Regions from separate parts of the Homo sapiens genome. Here all the other regions are linked to region 3. Evidence: chromatin contacts called from ENCODE Hi-C or POLR2A ChIA-PET data. All regions are on one chromosome and are shown on one strand. The core of a region is the stretch at or near the end of the contact, and the rest is flanking DNA. Distances in the headings are between cores, read along the strand shown.

Region 1 (3,045 bases), core at 158-2,657, 290 kb after region 3:
ATAATAACACCTATCCTAATGGTAATTCTGAAATTAAATGAGATGATGCATATAAAGTGCTTAGAATAGCATGTAAGTGCTTTCTAAATATTAAATAAATAGTAAGTGCTTAATAAATATTAACTTTAACTATTATCTAGATCACTACTCTCTGATAGAAAGATAATGTAACCCACATATATAATGTAAAATTTTCTAGTAGCTATATAAAAAATGTTAAAAAGAAAAGAAATCAGATAATTTTGGTAATATATTAACCTAATACATTAAAAATATTACATCAATATGTGATTAACATAAAAATTGTTAATGAGATATGTTACATTCTCTTTTTCATACTACACTTACACAATTTTGTGTATATTTTACACTTAAAGTACATCCCAATTCAAACTGGCCACATTTCAAGTGATCAATTACTACATGTGGCTTATGACTTCTACTTTAGACAGGACCAATCTAGATGCTTATTAAATTTAGACATGAGGGACATGTAACTCTAAGAGAGCCATTTCTTTATAAATGGTTGCACAAACCTCAAAAAGAAGAAGAAAAGGAAAAAGAAGACAAACAAGCTTTAGGGAATGTATTAGTATCAGGGTCCTGGTATTTTCTTATTAAGTGACCTTAGTAAATACTGTGTTTCGAGTAAGTAAATAACACAAATATTGTTTGAATTTAGAAAAAGTAATTATCACTGCACTTTTTAGAAAAGTATGAAGTCTGCCATTATTTTAGAAAAAGTACATTCTTAAACTGGTAAACATAAATGGAATTCTGGAGTTAGCTTGGTTCTTAGGGAGTTAAAAAGACCCACATGGTGTTCAAAACGTTCTTAAAATATTTTTAAGAAAATGTGCTTTTGTTCTCACTGTGCTAAAGTACAAAAGCTCTCCTGAGGCACACCCTGGGCTTACCAGCTCAAGGCACTCTCTTAGGCAGTTAAAAAAAGAAAACCCCTACCTTCTCCTTGCTACATGAGCTGATTTCACAAGCCCTTTACACGCTTTATTTACTATTCATTTTCATCTTTGAGAGAGAAACTTGAAATATTTAATCACAGGATATTATTCTTTTAAAATGCTTGTTAAGCCAAGGATTTGGTAACTGGCAGAAAAAAAAGTGGCTACAACAGTCAGTTTAATTATTATCCCTGAAATTGCATTTTAAAATATTTTAATAATTAAAGAAGTTTTTGGAAAACCAAGCAAAGAACTAAGAGAATAAAGAGGCTCAAAAAATCCAAAGTAAGCCTGTCCGGTTGCATGTGTGTACACACACTTAATTCTTACATAAAGCCCAACAACATTAATCATGTCTGTAAAATGATAACCACAACGACAGCTCTCGCTCTGCAGTCAGCCATACAAGGAAGCAGTTTCCAGCTATAACCCTCTACCATGAGCAAATAACTGACGAGCAGCGGTCCTTTTGTCAGATCCTGACAACTGAATCAATAAAAAGACACAGCAAAAGTTCAATCAGAACAGACACCACTAATACGACTGGCCTTTGGGGACCCACAGAAGCGTGGAACTGCTTTTCCATGTTAATTTCTCTTCACTATCCCTTGGGGTTATCACCTTCTCTGGCCCCTGTTAATTAAAAACTGCCTCCTACTAAAGTTCCTTGGCAGGCATTTCCCTCGTGTCAGCCTATTCTGCTGACTGCTAAGAGAGGAAGAAATGAAGGAGGGGAGTGTTATGAAGCTGAGAATGTCACGATGCCAAAATCCTGCTCCTGTTCTCCCAGAAGACTGTGTGTATAATCAAATTTTTTATAGACTCATTTATAATAGTGGACTAACAAAAAAATCTAAGAACAATTAAAGATAATACTATATCAAAGTCAAACATTAGTTGATAGCTATGTAGGCAAATCAGTAAGAGGTAGACAGTCTTGTCATACTATATTTTGGTTTAGCCTTATTTTGGAATTTGTTGAATTTAAGGAATTTTAATTACACATATATGTTTCTATTTGGTTACTGAAGATAACACTCACATTTTTGCACTCTTTCTCTTCCCATAACAGAGACAAACTTACTCCTACCTCTTTGCCAATTCCCAATTAACATCAAGATTGACCTTAAGGACCAGGTTACTTTTTATCTGTGTAAAAGCCTATAAGAAGAAATTTTTAGATTTAAAAAATGTCAGCTAGGTCCTTTTAACTATGTCAATGACAAACATGAATTATCTATAAGGCTAGGTGGTCACATTATTCCAAATTGAATATCTGATTAAACATGCTTTTATTTTATACTAAAAATATAGTAATACATTTACACAATACAGAACTCCATACAGTAAAAAATAAAAGTCTCCTGGTACATCAAGATTCTCCCAATCCTCTTGCCATCATTAATTATTACCAGCTTTTAGATTTTTGTTTACATTTATAAGCACACACATATAAATATATAATATTGTCTCATTACTTTTTTTAAAGTTTAAAAAAAGTAAAAATATTTTAATAACTGAAGAGGATTCCAGAATATGAATGAGTTGAAATTAATACAAATCATTCCCAAAGAAGAAATATTTAGTTCTGTCTAAACTTTTGCTCAAAAAATTTTGCTATGGTGACCAGCATTTCACAAATGCCTTTAAAACGTGTTTTAAAAATGATTTATGTACGTGGTAAACATTCAAATAGATTTTCAGTGTGGACAATCCCTGTCTCTCTCAACAGGGAAAGTCATTCTCAGCAGTTTCTTCTGAATTTTTCAAGGGAGGCTGTGCTTTCAAGTGTGTATTTGAATAAATGCATTATATATATATGTATATAAATGTATAAACACATATACACACATACACACATATACACATACATTTTTTGATGCACAAGTGATACCATACACACTGTTCTACAAACTTGCTTCGTTTTATTTATATGGGGAAAAATTGTTACAAATCAGCCCATATGGATTTCCTGTATTCATATTTATGTAACTTTGAAGGGGTAATATATTCATTGCTCAAATACATATAAGAAAAATTATAAAATGTTTTTGTGTGTAATATATAAGAATGTATTATGTTT
Region 2 (3,309 bases), core at 694-3,193, 430 kb before region 3:
AGCGAACGTTGCAGTGAGCCATTTTGCCACATGCACTCCAGCCTGGGTGACAGAGTGAGACCCTGTCTCAAAAAAGAAAAAAAGGAAAGAAAAAAGAAATAAAATAGTATGGAATAGAGCCTCAAGTGTTCGCAGGGGACCATCTCTCTAACTGACGTGCAGAACAGGCTTAGCCATGCGAAATAGATGTGAGTTCAGATCCCAGACAAGACATCAAGGTTAGTTACAGGAGAGTGTCGGGAGGAGGATTCAAGGAAGAACTCAGAGTGGCCAGAATGCTTGTTTAAAGAGGAGCAGAAATTATCTGATAAACTGCGTAAACTGCTTGTCAGCTTTACAATGTAAATGAAACTATTAGCAAGGTGAAAAGCTGACATCTGCTTGCAGGACAAATCAAGTCAAATAATTATTTTTTAGATTCACTTATGCTAGAAAGCAGACGTTTACTTCCTAGTCTCTAATACTGACCAAGTCACCACACCCTCTTGGAATGTTTACTGGGGCTGAGTGAGTGGAAAGTGAGGGATGGGAGGAGGAAGGGGGATGGGAGGCTGACAGTCTCTCAGCATTGCCTTCAGGCTTTCTGTTAGTATTACCAGACATTTGAAATGGGTGACACAATGAGGATTTACACAGAAGGAAGAACTGTTTGCTTCTCTCTAGGCCGCAGAAGCTTCTGTATCTCAAAATTATTATTCCAAAATGATTTTGCTTTCCATTTACCCACAAGGACCTGACCCAAAAGGTATTTAGTTTTCAAATGAGCATACAAATAATTCAAAACAAAACAAGCTCTTAACAACAACAACAAAACCTTATTTAAAATCCCTGGAAGGCATCTAGTGAGAGCAGTATGTGACTGACGTGGTAAATTAGGCCTGCTGGAGAAAAAATCAAGACAAAATATGGATTCATTGTTATTTTGAAAGGCAGCCATCTTTCCAAGAGAATGTGTACACCACATTTTATTAAGAAATTACATCTTTCCCCATATTTTCCTTTTCTCTTTCACATGCTGGCAATGGCAAGCAGGTTGAGCAGATGTGATAAAAGAATTAATACCAGTCTTGGGAACACGTAGACGAAATATTTCTTTTGAAATACCTACCTTTAAATTCCATTAGTTCAATCTGATACTGAAAGAGCCTGGATTAGGGAAATGATTTACACAGCACAGGTTGTTTGTCCAGACTTAGAGCCCTTTTGTAATATGAAAAACGTGAAGATGAATTTAATATTTCTCCAATGAATTGGCACAGGGTTTAAAATCTTGCTTTGACTGAGATAATTGCGTTTGTTTTAGTGTTAATAAATTCACCTCGGTGAGAATTTTTCTTTTTTTTTCTTCTAGATTCATTCATAGCTGCTACACATTCATCTCTATATAAAACCTACTCTCCCCTCTGAAAAAGCAGCATAACCAGTCAACGAACAAGTATATAGGATTAGCACATTATGAAGAATAAAGAGAAGCTTTCAGCTCTCCGTCATGGATGATATTTATCACATTTTCCACGACTGGCTCTAATAACAGTGCAGAGATAAAATAGGCTTGATGCATCTTTCCTGTACAGAGAATTTTACAACAGCAACTGTAAGAAATTCAGGAGATGAAACACTTCTCCCCTCTTGCAGTTTTTATTAGTCTTAAAAATGGGAGGTGGGTGTGTGGGGGAGACTGTTTCTACAAAAGTGGGCTTGAATTTTCTGTCTGTTATGCTAATGTATTCATAGAAAAAGCTGGTGCTGAGGGCGGTTCTCCAATTAAGACAAATGAGGCACATTGAATTTCTCCCCCAGGGCACAGCAGGGGTGCTGGCAAAATCTACTTTATTCTTTTCTGTCAGGACTGAACTGGAAACAAAAGCATGAAAATTCAACACATCCACTTACAGAATAATAAAGGCTGTTGTTTAAAGCGTGAAGAGTTTTGGCACCCTTCTGGGGCCTTATGCAAATCGCTCTTCCTCTCAACTGCTACCACACCATCGGTCTTGGAAATTAAAGATGTACTTGGTCGGTTAACAGCTGAAAGGAGAAGAGCAGCCTGAAACTCAATTAGATTTGTATTAAGCAAATAAATCAGGACTGACTGATATTGGCTAAACTAAAATGCATTATGGGCTGACAGTAATTCTAATTTGATGGACAAATATATGTAGTGTGTTATTAACCTAAATGAAAGATGAGAATCCTTTTTTTTTCTTTTTAAAGGATTTTGTTCTAGTAAACAATCCGCTCTCCCTCTGAACTTACACAAAACAATAAACAGAGACTACTGGTATGGTTCTGTTTACAATCCATGCTCAAGAACACAGGAAATCTATTTTCTATTACGTGGTTAGAGTTTGAGACAAAATTATTGTGCTGAAAGACATTTGTTTTTATCGATTTATTTGGTGTAATGTAACATCTCAACACATTATTTATTTGGTACACCAAGCACGCTATTTTTATTATGGTGAGTAACACAAAAGCATAGACCTGGTATATGTCTCATTATTTATTCGGAACCCTGTAGTATAGGAGGCTTTTCCACACCAGGGCACATACAAAGGGGCCTCAAATATGGTTCAAAGTCATAAATGAAGATTTCAATAAAATCCTCCAAAGCTTTGAGGAAAACAAAAAACACTCAACAAATAGCATAAACGTGTTGGTGTGTGTGGTTGGATAAGACATTTCCTTTGAAAGAAGAGTTTTGGGAGTTTCAACTTACTTCCTTGTCTTTGCTGTTTACACCTTTAGAACTTACAGAAATGGCCAGGTGTGGTGGCTCACACCTGTAATCACAGCACTTTGAGAGGCTGAGGCAGGAGGATGGGTTGAACACAGGAGTTTGAGATCAGTCTGGGCAACATGGAGAAATCCTCATCTTTAAAACATACTTTTTGACAAACTTAGCCACGCTTGGTGGCACATGCCTGTGGTCCCAGCCACTCAGGAGGTTGAGGCAGAGGATTGCTTGAGCTTAGCAGTTCGAGGTCGCAGTCAACTATGATCACACCACTGCAATCTAGCCTGGGCAACAGAATGAGACCCTGTCTCAAAAACAACAACGAGAAAAACCTTACAGAGATTTAGGTCATTACATTTAACATCCTGCTAAATTAATAATTAACTAGTAACTTAATACTTTTGCTTTGGTTGTAACTATGTTCTATTTTCGTCACCTTTTCCTTCTGGCTATCAGATTAAAGACTCATTGACTCACTGTTGTCTTTCAATTATCTTTCCTTCTACATTTCCTACCTGGCTCTTCTTGCCAAATCCTGCTGCGTTTTGCTCTGCATAGGTGCCAGAAATTGT
Region 3 (2,933 bases), core at 357-2,856:
AGTTTCATGCTAGATGTATCTGTTGTGAAGCAATATGTTGGCTGAATAGGGAAAGTCAGGTGAGTTAAAGTCTTGTGGCAGCCTGATTTAAACCATGGCTACACAAACCAGAGCCCTGTCCAGATCTCAGGAAAGTGAATTATATATAATAACACTTACAGTTTCCTACTACTATTAGATTTGCCTTCTTACATAAATGCTTAAGTTATGATAAAAAACAGGGCCATGTCAGTTCCTTTCAGTCTCAGCACATTTGCTATTAGCATAAGAAATGCTGCTTATGGCAGAGCTAGTCGGGCTTGAAATTTCTGAATTAATGGATTTGATTTCCTCTTGAGACAAACCATCAGCCTTGCAGTAATGGAAATAGATATAGTTGGTAAAACAAATAAAAAGCTGGCATGCAGATAAAATGGGTTTCGGTTTAAAATAGTAATGTTGTAATTGAAGTGAACAATTACAGGGTTGCTCCTAGGCACAAAAGAAATACCATGAAAATGAAGTAATGTTTTTGTTAAGTATAGTCATTTCATGAAAATGTAGAGCTGCAGATGTCATTGTCTGCCAAAGGGAAAACTATACTTATTCTTCTATACAAAGATCATTTAATAACATTTGGCTAATTTTAATAATAATTGCTAATATTAACCCTATATTTCACTGGGAGTTTGAGGACAAAGGCTCCCTCCCCCGCCCTGTTCTTTCCCTGTCTTGGTAGTGAGCCAGGGAGAGCAAGTTCCTGTAAAAAGCCATTGGCAATGTGCTATCAAATCCCCACCCCCAGCAGCAGTCTACTCTTTTTTAATGTCTTATTTCTCTTTCTTTGTCAAGCATCTGTTATCAGGAATGGAGCCTGTTAGCTGGCAATTGGAGGTGCAGGAGGAACTGGAATAAAGAGGGGAAGGAGAGTGGGAACGCCAGGCAGGACAGGAAAGTGGGCTCTGGAATGTTCACATTTGATCCCCTGCACATTCTTTCTTTTTTTTTTTTCCTTTGGTCTGTTGCAACTTGTCTGTGAACCATACGAAATTCAGAATAGAAACTTCCATTTTTAGAACTTGAAATCTTTTCATTTTCATACACACACAAACGGAGGCAGCCAAGGCCACAGGATATCACAAGAAACATAAGTGTCTCATTGACTCTGAAAAGACAGTGACACAAATACACTTTCACAAAATGCTCAGCTGGGTCCCAGCCTGCCACTTGGCCCTTTCTCCCACTCCTCCGTTTCATTGCATTGAAGGAAGAGACATGCACTGTGTTTCCTCCTCAGGTTTTAGTAATTAAAACAATATTGTAGCTCTTTGAAGTTTTATTTGGAAATATACTGCGCTTTGTTCCCTCCAATGCTGCCTGGCTCACACAGCCTATTTGGCGCATTTGGCATCTCTTTATCCAAGGGAAGCGCTTTTCCCGGGGTTGGTATTTTTTTTTTTTTCTTGGCATCACAGCATTGAAGAAGGCACAGAGGAGTGAGAAAATGAAAGTCCCCCTTAACAAAGGATTGAGCTGTGACTTCTTAAGAGAAAAGGTTAAATTGACTGGCTGCGTGTCTTGGAGTGAAACAGGAGAAGGGCTGCTTCCCTTTTTACTCACCGCCAGTCAGAATAATTCATTTCCTAAGGCAGCCTACCTGTGACAGTCACAGGTGACCTCCCAGCCTGCTAAGCTCGGATGATTTCCCCTTCCCATTGCCCGAGTGCAGCTCCTGCCAGAAGACAAATGTACTGCAAGTCGAAGACATATCTGTAGTGCGGAGGAAAAGCAGCCTGTCTACATATGTCATTTTAAAGCCTCGCACGGAGATTTTACTGCTTTCTTCACACTCTCACACTTACATAAATACACCCACACAGTACAGGCAAGTTCCCCAGACTCCCAAGCGTTTCTCTCCCATTAGGAGACATTTTAAAACAAATTAGCACCCTCCCCAAAAGCCTATTGGCCTAAATGTGTTTATTACTTTGTTTGCTGTTTTAAAAACTCTTCCTAAAGGCGTCAAACGAGGCTGGGGAGTTCCTACAGAATTAAGCACACCCTTCGTCTGTTGAGGAATATACACATTCGACAAAGACTGAAATCTCTCTTTTTTTTTTTCCTCTTGACACAGCGGCTGGTGACACATAAATGTACTTTTTTTCCTTTGACAGAGTAATAAAAATCTCATTATCTCTGAATAGGCAGCAATTTCGTTATCTAATCTTTTTACCAAAAGGTTAGTTAATTAATCAGAAACAAATCCTGATGATTATTTCAATAGAATTAGAAAGACAAATCACCAGAGTACAGCTAAATAGGGCAGGCCTGCGGTTTCACCTGCTCATTGCCATGCAGGCCCCGTGACTGTCAGGGCTCCTCCAGGCAGACAGCCTCCGGAACAGCAGCCAGCAGATGGCTGCGCCGAGCGGCCAGCCTGCCTCCGCTCCAATGCCTGTGATCCCATTACCTCACTGAATCCGTTACCAGGGTAACTGTTAAATTGCTGTGAAAGGCATGGTAATAAAGTAACCTGTCACATTGGCAATAAAAGGAGCAGAATTTTCCTGTTCACTGAACTTTGCAGCTCATCAATACTCACTTGATGGAGAAATTCACCACTACTCCTGGGTCAGCCACAGGAATCTTTCCATAAGGCTTCTGAAATGCAAACGAAAGTTTATGTAAACACAAGAAAAGATAGAATTAAAAGCTGGATTCTTAGCTGCACAGAGCAAATGCTTCTTTTTCTGTGCAAGGGCTCTGGGAGCTTGAAGAACATCAGATTGCTCCCTTTGTTTTTGTTGTTTTTTAATTTAAAGCATGCTAGATAAAAATAACCTTTGCTGGGGAAAGACAGCTGTGATTAATTCAAGACTGGGAAAACAAAGCACGAGGAAAAAAATCCTTTGTTCCTAAAATCTGTCTTTCTTTTTTTCAGATGCTATCTTACT

Evidence for each region. Hi-C counts contacts between places; a loop is a spot of excess contacts on that map. ChIA-PET counts read pairs that join two places held with the same protein, here RNA polymerase II (POLR2A). Pooled maps may share reads with other maps.
Region 1: a loop to region 3 is called in a map of Panc1, with 2.2 times the contacts of the local background. The contact joins two enhancer-like sites. A Hi-C loop is called at or near these places in 1 of 168 maps with a recorded cell type or tissue (Panc1) and 1 of 50 pooled maps. POLR2A ChIA-PET finds 5 or more read pairs at or near these places in 2 of 52 experiments (MCF 10A and WTC11).
Region 2: a pooled map shows a loop between it and region 3 (4-fold over the local background). The contact joins two enhancer-like sites. A Hi-C loop is called at or near these places in 2 of 168 maps with a recorded cell type or tissue (PC-3 and endothelial cell of umbilical vein) and 2 of 50 pooled maps. POLR2A ChIA-PET finds 5 or more read pairs at or near these places in 1 of 52 experiments (BJ).

Annotation. Positions count from the first base shown.
Region 1 is chr5:125,699,120-125,702,164 of GRCh38, forward strand. All of the region lies in intron 6 of LOC124901056 (a long non-coding RNA gene), which reads right to left. Among named protein-coding and RNA genes, the nearest start is that of LINC02240, 210 kb to the left of the region's middle. Within about 2 kb of position 1,408, at least 2 of the 41 ENCODE cell types and tissues checked have a DNase peak (open chromatin) inside an H3K27ac peak, as active enhancers do.
Region 2 is chr5:124,978,853-124,982,161 of GRCh38, forward strand. No RefSeq gene overlaps it. Among named protein-coding and RNA genes, the nearest start is that of ZNF608, 230 kb to the left of the region's middle. RefSeq lists enhancers at 1,005-1,659, 1,660-2,313. Within about 2 kb of position 1,944, at least 5 of the 41 ENCODE cell types and tissues checked have a DNase peak (open chromatin) inside an H3K27ac peak, as active enhancers do.
Region 3 is chr5:125,410,530-125,413,462 of GRCh38, forward strand. No RefSeq gene overlaps it. Among named protein-coding and RNA genes, the nearest start is that of LINC02240, 81 kb to the right of the region's middle. RefSeq lists an enhancer at 1,137-1,636. Within about 2 kb of position 1,607, at least 17 of the 41 ENCODE cell types and tissues checked have a DNase peak (open chromatin) inside an H3K27ac peak, as active enhancers do.